Regions from separate parts of the Homo sapiens genome. Here regions 2 and 3 are each linked to region 1. Evidence: chromatin contacts called from ENCODE Hi-C or POLR2A ChIA-PET data. All regions are on one chromosome and are shown on one strand. The core of a region is the stretch at or near the end of the contact, and the rest is flanking DNA. Distances in the headings are between cores, read along the strand shown.

Region 1 (3,346 bases), core at 448-2,947:
GAAAACTGTTACTTTTACCTATATGGTATCCAAGCAAGCAATTGCCTCTGTCACATCAGGATTCAAAATGAAATGAGGCAGAGTCAAAGGAAAGAGTGGCCACGACCTCCCCGCCAGGGAGATCTGCGGCTGCAGTCTCCCCGCCTGCCCACTTCCCTGTCCCCATTTCCCCCGCCAGTAACTCGCCGAAAGCGTTCTCAGGTTGGCGGTTTCTTCTTTCCAGCCCGACACGGGCTTTCGACTCGAATTCAGCCCTCCAGCCGGAGGCGGGTGGCCGCAAGCCTGGGGCCCCCGGCCGGCAACCGAATTGGTGGGCGCGGCGTTCGCCTCGCGGCTCCCGCGCACGGGCCTGTCCCGCCACCGAGGAGCCGGAGCTCCTCAGGGACGGGGACCCGCAGGCCCCGGGAAGCCGCCCCAACCGGAGCTGCCCGGCCCCCGAGCCTACCTGCCGCACCTGGGCGGCGGCCCGGCCTGGGTCCCAGCCGCTGGCCACCCGCGCGGGCAGGCCGGAGGGAACAAAGGCGTTCCGGGGAGGGGACGAGCCTCCTTCTCCGCCGCGCTTTCAGAGGGCGGGCTGCCGGGGCCCGCGGTGGGAGAGGCCTCCCCGGCTTCCCGACTTCCCGGCGCTGGGCCGTGCGCGGTCCGGGCCAGGGCGGCGGGCCCCGATCCGGTGTCCACGCCAGCCACGCGCCCCCGGCCCAAGCGCGCGTTCCCACCTGAAGTCCTGGCGCCACCCGCCGGGCGAGGGCCGGCGTGCCCTCACCTCCTCGCCACTCTTCTCCTCCAGAGACCTCGCTCGGCCCGGAGTGGGCAGACTCGGAGCCTCCCGCGCCGGAGACCGCGAGCCGCTCGGCCGAGGAGGCGCGGCGGGGCGGGGGCGGGGCGGAGGGGCCGGCCCGCAGCCCCCAATGCCGGGAGCCCGCGCTGGAGACCCAGGGAGCCCAGCTCGGGGCCGCGGCACGGAGAACGAACCATCCGTGGCCTGGAGACGTATCCCGCCGAGCGGCCAGAACTTTCCCCATTTAGCGATCCGGAAAGGAAGCCAACACTCCCACCCAGAGAGGCCTCGGCCGCGGAAAGATGCGGCCGCGGCACAGCCGTGTTTTCACCACGTAACTGACCACAGACTAACTCCGCGCGGAACCACCGGCCCAGGGCGCTCCGCCAAGAGGCGGACTGTGCTGGCCTCGCGGGCCCTACGCCCAGGGAACGCCGCGGTTCCTCCCACACGGGACACCGGTTCCGCAGCGCCGCGGATTAGGATGGTCTTTTACTTTCCGAGCGGGAGCTCTAACGCAGGCTCAGGCGGGTCTTGTTAAAAGGTTTCTGGTCACACCACTTATGCGTGGAGCTCTGGGGGCCTCAGTAACAAAGTAAGGAAACTTACAGCAAACTAGGGCTGCACTGCCGCTGTCCGTTTCTAAAATACGAGAAGAGGGGGAAACCCCGCCCCAGGCCAGCTTCCCAGTGACTTTACCTCCAAGTCCAGCTTCATTTCAAGGGCAGTTTAGAGCGAAACTCACGAAGTTCAAGCCCAGCTCTTTAAATGTCCAAATCGGAGGTCGGCTTTCCTTCCCGCATCGGAGCTAAAGTCGCTGGTCTCAAGAACAAAACTTGCGGGCTTTAAATCTTGGGCGAGGACTGGACGGGCAGCGCTGGACTGGGCTCGCTTCCCCGGCGGGATGCGGGCTGTATGCGGGCGGGATGGGGGCGGGCCCGGGCGGGGGCGCGAGGCTCCCAGCCGCGCGCCCCGCACTCTCGGCGTCACGGCCCGAGCCCGGCCCCGCCCGCCAGCCGCCACCCTCCCGGCGCGTAGGTGAAGGTGATGGGCCCCGCCCCAGTTTGTTCTTGTCTGTAGATGAGAATTCCAGGAAGTGTTTCCCTGCCGCTCGTCAGTTAATTGCGATCACTTACTCAAATGGCCAACTGGAAGCCAGAGTGCACATGAATGTCCTCTTTGAGCTATTTTCCTCCTTTAGAATACTTCATGCAGGTAACCAGACAATATCGAGAGATGCGGACTTCTACTCAACGAGAGAGATTATAAATGAATCCTGGATGCGCTTGATTTCTTGTTTCCCGCATGTTGTTAGACCTCTCCCTAAAGCCACAAAACATTTAACGGAGATAATATTTTGAGCGATTCTGTTATTGTACATATTTCAGAACATGACAGAAAAGCAAAAGATTAACCCAAATACTTTAGTAAAATAAAAGCTTTGAGTTTGTCGTAAAAGGAACAAGACAGGTAATGAGTTAAATGTATGATTGTCGAATCAGGGTTTAAAACAGTGGGGCCAGCAGACACGGTGGCTCACACCTGTAATCCCATCACTTTGGGAGGCTGAGCCGCAGGAGGATTGCTTGATCCCAGGAGTTAGAGACCAGCGTGGCCAACATAGCAAGACCCCATCTCTAAAAGAAAAAACACACACACAAAATGAAAACTGTTGTTCATTCAAACTAGATTTTTAGGAAGTTTTTAAATTGCTTTCCTTAAGCTGGTCAGCATCTTTTAAATCATGCAGTTCTTTTCATATGCTGCCTACACAGGGCATGGCTCAGCATCTCCCAGACTGTGGCACTGCATGTTCATCAGACCACAGACAGAAATATTTACATGTGTGATTTGCAAAGGAGTCATTGACAGTGACCCACAAATAAGCTGATTCATTGTTAATACAGCACTAATGACATACCTTCTCTAATAAAATGCTGACTGAAATCCCACATGCATTTCCCCCAGCCATCACATGTGTATGTTGTATATCTGTGCAAATATTCAATTACAATTATATTCCTTTCAGATCATTTGGAGCTAGGTCCATGTGTCAGTATACATATGTTCCACATACATGAGCACATAGAACTGTACCCACGAGAAATACAAACTGACCAAAACAGTGGTAGACACACATACAAATCACATATTCACATCATACTAGATACAGATAAACACACCAGATAGATAAATGGTTTCAAAAGTATGTCTGGAGATTGGAAATACGATGCAAGTTTTTTGGTGGTAGGAGGGAGAGATGAGAGGGTGTGAAGGAGAGATAGGCAAGGTCAAGTAGTCCAGAATGCCCACTCTGGGATCCACACAAGCTCAGATCACACATGCGAGAGGACAGGCAAGTCCCCTTTGCTTGTTAGGGAAGATTTCCTAGAGCAGCCTGGCTTCCTGTCCCACCCAGAGAGAGGGGAAGAGAATGACAGATTTGATGGTATTGATGGTGCTATGCTCAGTTACTTTTATCAAGAGGGAGTGCATGAAGATATTGAGATGTGTTAGAAATAAACTTAGGTAATAATAATGATGCTGACTTGGCCAGCATGAAGAAGG
Region 2 (3,457 bases), core at 533-3,032, 150 kb after region 1:
TTCCTCAGCTCTTGGGTGGTCGATGGGACTGGGCGCCGTGGAGCAGGGGGTGGCGCTCATCGGGGAGGCTTGGGCCGCACAGGAGCCCATGGAGTGGGTGGGAGGTTCAGGCATGGCGGGCTGCAGGTCCCGAGCCCTGCCCCGTGGGAAGGCAGCCAAGGCCCGGCGAGAAATCGAGCGCAGCGCCGGTGGGCCAGCACTGCTGGGGGACTCAGTACACCCTCCGCAGCCACTGGCCCGGGTGCTAAGTCCCCCATTGCCCGGGGTCAGCAGGGCTGGCTGGCTGTTCCGAGTGCGGGGCCCACCAAGCCCACGCCCACCCGGAACTCCAGCTGGCCCGCAAGTGCCGCACACAGCCCCAGTTCCCGCTCGTGTCTCTCCCTCCACACCTCCCTGCAAGCTGAGGGAGTGGGCTCCGGCCTTGGCCAGCCCAGAAAGGGGCTCCCACAGTGCAGTGGGGGACTGAAGGGCTCCTCAAATGCCACCAAAGTGGGAGCCCAGGCAGGGGAGGTGCCGAGAGCAAGCGAGGGTTCTGAGGACTGCCAGCACGCTGTCACATCTCAATGGGGGGTTACAAGACATGAGCCACAGCACCCAGCGTAGTTAATATTTTATTTAGAATTTTTCCACTGATACTTACATGTGAAATTGGTCTGTCGTGTGTGTGTGCGTGATATCTTTGTTGATTTTGGTATCAAAGTTATGTTTACTTTTTAAAAAGAGTTTGGAAGACTTCCATCTTTTTTGTGCTCTGGGACAGAATTAATAGCATTTGAGTCAATTACTCATTTGTGTGGAATTTTCTTGCAAGACATGGAGGGCTTTTGTAACTTTTAGGGGTGAAGGTGAAGGTGAAAGTGGGCCATGGTGGTAGCAAGGATAGTTCTTTGATAAACTTCTCTATTTTTTCTGTGGTAACGGTTTGCTTAAATTTTGTCTCTTCCAGGATCTATTTTGATAAATTGTATTTTCTTGTAACATCATCCATTTCATCCAGAGTTTTAAGTTCACTTGAAGTTAAGCAAAATTAGCATCTTACAAATCTATAATTTGTTTCCTGTGTCTGTGATTTTCCCCTGCTTGTTTTTTAAATCATGTCAAATGTGCATTTTTCTCTATTTCTGATTAGATAACTATTTTATTTTTTGTGAACCTGTGGGTTTATTAGTCCTTTGACACTGGTTTCCTGAATTCATTTATTTATTCCTTTATCTTCCCTAATTTCTCCCTCCTGCTTTCCTCATGAAGCATCTACATGTAGTGTTTACAGTTTCTTTATTCTCTAGATGTTCCTCAGTTTGCTCTTTGACTTCCTCTTTTTCCCAATAGTCAGTTAGAATACCTGTTTTAAGCTCAGGTGGTTTAAAGATTTTCACTTTAGCTTATTTATTTTTTCATCCCTGAGAGCACTAGAGAATTGTGTATCCTGCTGTCCATCCGCATTTGGCTTCTTCCCCAGGGTTCTTCTCCCAGAAGGTGACGAGAGCGAAGAAACCCCACGGGATGCAGGAAGAAACAGTGACAGGCAACCAAGAGGGGGAGGATGGAGAAAACCCTTGCCTTAGTCAGAGCAGGCCCCAGGGGACGCAGAAACAAAGGCCACACCCCCACGAGCACGTGGCCAGACTGCCCAATCGTCGCTACTGAAGCCGGGCTCTGGTCTTTGATTGGTGTTCGTGGAGACGCCCTCACATTCTTGGATCAGCCCAAAGGTAGGCTCAGGCTCCGACGGTGGCCGGCGGGGGTCACGAGGCTTCGTAGTGGAGGAACGGGTTTGGCGTGTGGGACGCAGCTGCCTCTGTACTGGGGAGTCACGGAGTGGCCGGGCTCCAGGGACATGGCGGCGGCCTCTGCGGTGTCGGTGCTGCTGGTGGCGGCGGAGAGGAACCGGTGGCATCGTCTCCCGAGCCTGCTCCTGCCGCCGAGGTGGGTGGAGGGGCCATGGCTCAGTGGGCAGAGGCGGGAGCGAGGGGTGCACGGACCCGCGTGAGCGGTGGGAGGTGCGGCGGAACCCAGGGTCGGTGTGGGGAGGACGGTAGGAAAACCCCAGGCACTTTCGGAGGGGTTCTGCCGGCAGTCACGGCGTCGGGAGGAAGACATCCCCACCAGCCCTTCCCTTTCTCCCCGCTTCCGCACATCCACGCTTCAGCGCGCCTTTGGCTTCTGTTTTTCCATTTCTGAGGACTGGGCCCGCCATCCTCCAGGCTCCCCTCGCCGTCGCTGCAGCTCGTAGCCGTTTACATCGGGCTTTCGCAGCACCCCTTAGGTGGGAGCGTTGTTATAATCCGGTTCCGGGGAAGCCCAAAGGGATCAACGACTTCCTCAACGAAACACAGCTAGTAAGAAATGGGGCCGGGATGCCCTCAAAGCCATTTTTCAGTTCAGCTGTGCCCCATCAGGTGTCCAGTTCAGAGAAAGACTCCTGGAGTTCCTTCTCATTGTTAGAAGAGTGAAGTTGTCAAGAAGAGCAAATGTACCTTCCACAGAGCTGGGAAATTATTTTGTCAAAAACTCTTGTACCCAAGTTTGAACAACGCTATCAGATGACTCAGTCTAGCTCACCTGACTCCAGCTCTGTTTCAAATTTTGAGCTCTAAGCTTTGGTGGCAATAACTCTGGCAGTGAAAAAACCCTCAGGCTTGTAGATAGCTTTGCTTCTTTGTCTTCTTTTGCTTCATCGTTATCATCCTTCATCATTCTGGAAAGATTGACAGTTTAGTGTTCAAGGGCACAGACTCTGCAGTCAAGGCTGAGGTCTTAGTTAGCTACTCACTAGGTGTGTGACTTTGGGTAAGTTACTTAATATTTCTTCTTTAATTTCCTCACCTTGGAGATGATACGAGTACCTTGGGTTGTGAAAACTAAATGAATTAATTCATGGAATGAGGTTTAAGCACAATCTGGTACATAAGATCAGTCTATAAATGCAAACTCAACCATTTATATGAACGTTTGCTTGCTTTTATTTTCCAGAAATATTGTAGATGCCCTTTTTAGTTACTTAATTGTAGGAGTGCCCCAGAGAAACATAAGAAAGTTGTTGGAAGTTGGCGGGGCGCGGTAGCTCACGCCTGTAATCGCAGCACTTTGGGACGCCGAGGCGGGCAGATCACGAGGTCAGGAGATCGAGACCAACCTGGATAACACGGTGAAACCCCGTCTGTACTAAAAAATACAAAAAATTTAGCCGGGCGTGGTGACACGCGCCTATAGTCCCGCCTGTTAGTCCCAGCTACTCGGGAGGCTGAGGCAGGAGAATGGTGTGAACCCAGGAGGCGGAGCTTGCAGTGAGCTAAGATCACGCCACTGCACTCCAGCCTGGGCGACAGAGTAAGACTCCGTCTCAAATAAAAAATAAAAAAATAAAAAAAAAAGTTGGTGTAAGTAATGTTAATGTTCTTCTTGTTCTTCTGGTTTTTCTTTTCTTAGGCCTCCAGGGCTCTTCAGGATAGTACCA
Region 3 (3,796 bases), core at 1,025-3,524, 190 kb before region 1:
GATACAGTCCTATAAACCATATCTGCAACCCTAGTTTTTGTTTAATTTGAAACAAAAACTCCCTGCATACAGGGACAATAGTTAAAAAGAAGGTTCTGAATGGACAACTTTATACTAAGTCTTAAGTATGATGTTTTATATTTTTATAAAACCCGAAGTATCTGGGAAGTTAGGTCTCCCTGAGGGCAGACCTTAACTAATGACTCGGTAGAGACATAAACACACCAGCCTGCTGGTTCTCTGGTAAGGACGACTCCAGGGATTGACCATGCACACTGACTTAGAGTTAAGCAGCACTGAGCCACCTCCAGGGGAACAGGCTTAGAGCAGCTTGCTCACTGGCCTTCCTTCCCTTTCTATTCTATTTCTCTATTACCCTGTGATTTTTTCCTGGAAACTTTCTAATTATTTGCACAGGAATTCCTGTGTTAGGGTTTCCTTTGGGGCCCTAAGACACATGATATAATAAGTATTTTTAAACGGATGACTCTTATCTTTAAAAGCAGTATAACTTGCTACTTTTTTGACATATTCTTATGTAAAAGATAAAGTCACTTTGCCACTGCTGAATGTAAACAGAGAAAATTGATTTGGAAAAGTTTTAAAATTCAAATTTAAATATGAAAGATCTTCATCCTTTACCCGTGATACGTGCTACAGATATTTTCTCCCAATCCAGTTTTTTTTTTCAGTTGTCTTTTGACTTTATGATGTATTTGCCATGCTATTTGTTTTATGTGGTCAAATTTATCAACTTTTTATTTTATTGCTTATGGTTTTTTGAGTCATAGTTAGAAAGCCTTTTTCTTTTTAGTACTTGTATTGTTTCATTTTTCACATTTAGATCCCTGATCCATTTAGACTTCATTTTTGTTACGCTATAAGGTGTAGATCTAATTTTATCTTTTTCCAAATGGCCAACCAGTTGGCCCAGCTCTGTGTATTACAAAGCCCAACTCTGCTCCAATGATATGTGATAGCACCTTTATCTTTAACTTTCTACCTGCACTTGGGGTTATTTCTGGATTTTCTATTCTATTCTACTTGTCTTTTTATATTATTCACACACTAGTTCCACATCTTAATTATAGAGACTTTGTAACCTCTATAGTCATAAAACCTCTATGACTGCCTTCATAACCTGTATAATACAGTTTTAATTACAGAAACTAAAGACAAACATAACTGTAAACCAATATTGAACTCTGGCTAGTTGGTCTGTTTTTACACAGTGGTATGGGTTAGCAATTTTGAATCTACTTTTTGCACACGATTGAGCAAAAAAGTGAATATCTTGTGGATAAGGAGAGCCAGCTTTCTCACTCTCAGAAAACAGTTACAATTACAGAAAGGGCAAATCTGATTGAACCGTGAGATGCTGCACTGGAACTGAGTTAACAGTATGAAGTCAGCTGTTTTTTAAACATACATGTAGATAGATAGATATAAAACAGATATAGATGTGCCTGGATTGATGCATGTATGGATGTGTGTGGGGAGGGTGTGTGTATACATATAAATATACATGTATATATACGTACATACACACACATATGTACATAAATATGTGTGTTTGCATCTCTCTCTCTCTACATATATATATACATAAAATTTCCTAGCGTTGTCTGCTGAGACAGTCTAGAAGCGATGGCATCCTAGTAGCAACGAACACAACCTACAGCCCAGATACGGCTGTAAAATAGCATTCTCCAAAAAAAGGAACCAGGATTCTTTGGAGAAATGTCTGATTCCAAGGCAGGAGCTAAGTACAAGATGAGCCTGGAACATCTTGTGTCCTTAAACAGAGAATGACGGGGGGACATGTTAAAAGGACACGGGAACCAGAAGTAAGCAAATGAATAAACGGGGGAGAAAGGAAAGCGCTTCCTTACTATAGAAAAAGAGAAAACAGAAAAGCATTCTGTAGCTCGTACCGTGTGGGGGCGGGGGAAGACAGAGGCCTGGCTGCAGAAGGACGCCCTCTGGAAGGGGGACTGGAAGCCGAATCCCCTGACAAGCGGTCGCGGTCCTGTCTTTCCGCTCGAGCTTCGTTCTCCCTTCACCACCCACCCCGCGCCCCCACGCACCGATCCACCGCGGCTTTATGCCTCGTCACCTTGGCAACAGCAGCGGGCTCAGGCAGTGTCGCCACCAGTTTCTTGCACCCGCCAGCAGCACTGACGCTGCAGAGGTTGCCGCCATGTCCCCTCGGACCGGCCGCTTGGTGAAGTGCGGCTGCGTCTCCGTTGTCGTCCACATCACCTCCGTTCGGTGTAAAAGCCTCTTGTCCTCCTCTGGCCACCGTCCAGGTCTGAACCAAGAAATGAGCCAATCCCAGCGAGGCATTCGGGTGGGGGGCGTCACCGTTGAAACCACTCGGCTACAATCTGCCAATCGGGCTCGTGCCCGCGGGGTGTGGTCTCGGCCTCCGGGACCCTGGGGGTCTGCATCTACTCCGGGGTGATGTTGGGGGCTGGGAGGATCTGCTCTGTCCCCAGCCTCCTTAGGCCCTGGGTGTCCCTATCGCCGTTTCCGCCCAAGAACCGCAAGGGCCCACCCTATCGCAGGCTCCAGGGCAAGAAACCCTCCTCTTGACCTTCAATCTTTAGAGAACTGAGGTGAAGAAACGGGGCGGGAGACTGTCGTAGGATACAAAGGAGTGGAGAATAAAACAATGCAAAATTGTATAACATTTTCAAAATGTAAAAAAAAAAAAAAACTGATTAAGAAATCCTCTTAACCATCTCAAAACTGAGATTACTGAATATCTTAAAAATGAAAAAAAAAAGAGCAAGCTCTGCATATTAGTACCTGTGGGATATACCAATACAGTGCTTTTAAAAATTCAAAATAAAAGTAAATTAAATAATTCAGAAAAAATAGCAAGGTAAACCTAAGAAAAGCCGAAAGAAGGAATTCGTAAGAATAAAAGAAGAAAATAAAAAATAGAAATGGAAATGGGAATACTAATAAGAGATTTGAAAAAGGCAACAATAGGGTGGTTGGCTCAAGAAAGAAAGAGGAGCACATCAAAATACAAAATGATAAAGGGGAAATAACCATAGATACAGGAAAACTTAAAAGCATTGCATGATCAGTCAGTTCTACATAATAAATTTGAAAACTTGAATGAAATGGACAAGATTCCAAGAAAATATAATTTACCAAAACATTCCAGAGATAGAAATTCTAAGTAGACCAATTACCATAGAAGAAATAGATGTTGGCCGGGCGCGGTGGCTCACGCCTGTAATCCCAGCACTTTGAGAGGCCGAGGCGGGCAGATCACCCGAGGTCAGGAGTTTGAAACCAGCCTGACCAACATGGAGAAACCCTGTCTCTACTAAAAATACAAAATTAGCCGGGCGTGGTGGCACATGCCTGTAATCCCAGCTACTCGGGAGGCTGAGGCAGAATTGCTTGAACCCGGGAGGCGGAGGTTGCGGTGAGCCGAGATTGTGCCATTGCACTCCAGCCTGGGCAACAAGAGCGAAACTCGGTCTCAAAATAAAGGAAAAAAAGAAATAGATGTTATTAGAGAACTGCATTTCTCCATAGCTGAATCCACAGAAGCACCAGGCCCAAATTATTTCATAGGATAATTCTGTGAAAACTTAAGGAACAGAGAGTTGGTTGCTGTTGATTCTGCCTTAAGCACAGAAAAAAGAGGAAGCATTTCAAATTCTATTCATGAAGTGAGCATAACATTTATACCAAAGTCTCATAAAACACCCATACAGCATATACGTATACATTGACCATAGAAATTCTTACTCATGGCCGGGCGCGGTGGCTC

Evidence for each region. Hi-C counts contacts between places; a loop is a spot of excess contacts on that map. ChIA-PET counts read pairs that join two places held with the same protein, here RNA polymerase II (POLR2A). Pooled maps may share reads with other maps.
Region 2: a map of gastrocnemius medialis shows a loop between it and region 1 (5-fold over the local background). The contact joins the promoter of MCCC1 here to the promoter of B3GNT5 in region 1. A Hi-C loop is called at or near these places in 1 of 168 maps with a recorded cell type or tissue (gastrocnemius medialis) and 8 of 50 pooled maps. POLR2A ChIA-PET finds 5 or more read pairs at or near these places in 4 of 52 experiments (H1, HCT116, MCF 10A and 1 more).
Region 3: a loop to region 1 is called in a pooled map, with 4 times the contacts of the local background. The contact joins the promoter of SNHG33 here to the promoter of B3GNT5 in region 1. A Hi-C loop is called at or near these places in 7 of 50 pooled maps. POLR2A ChIA-PET finds 5 or more read pairs at or near these places in 2 of 52 experiments (WTC11 and activated T-cell).

The regions. Positions count from the first base shown.
Region 1 is chr3:183,251,604-183,254,949 of GRCh38, reverse strand. B3GNT5 (UDP-GlcNAc:betaGal beta-1,3-N-acetylglucosaminyltransferase 5) reads right to left here and starts at 1,697. Exons shown (of 2, transcript NM_032047.5): 1 at 1,478-1,697. All of the region lies in intron 15 of MCF2L2 (MCF.2 cell line derived transforming sequence-like 2), which reads left to right. LOC124906310 (a long non-coding RNA gene) reads right to left here. Exons shown (of 3, transcript XR_007096189.1): 3 at 2,395-2,415.
Region 2 is chr3:183,097,821-183,101,277 of GRCh38, reverse strand. MCCC1 (methylcrotonyl-CoA carboxylase subunit 1) reads left to right here and starts at 1,782. Exons shown (of 19, transcript NM_020166.5): 1 at 1,782-1,926. The coding sequence starts at 1,838. RefSeq lists an enhancer at 1,717-1,856.
Region 3 is chr3:183,446,086-183,449,881 of GRCh38, reverse strand. It overlaps SNHG33 (small nucleolar RNA host gene 33), which reads right to left and starts at 2,274. Exons shown (of 4, transcript NR_038302.1): 1 at 2,117-2,274. RefSeq lists an enhancer at 2,072-2,607.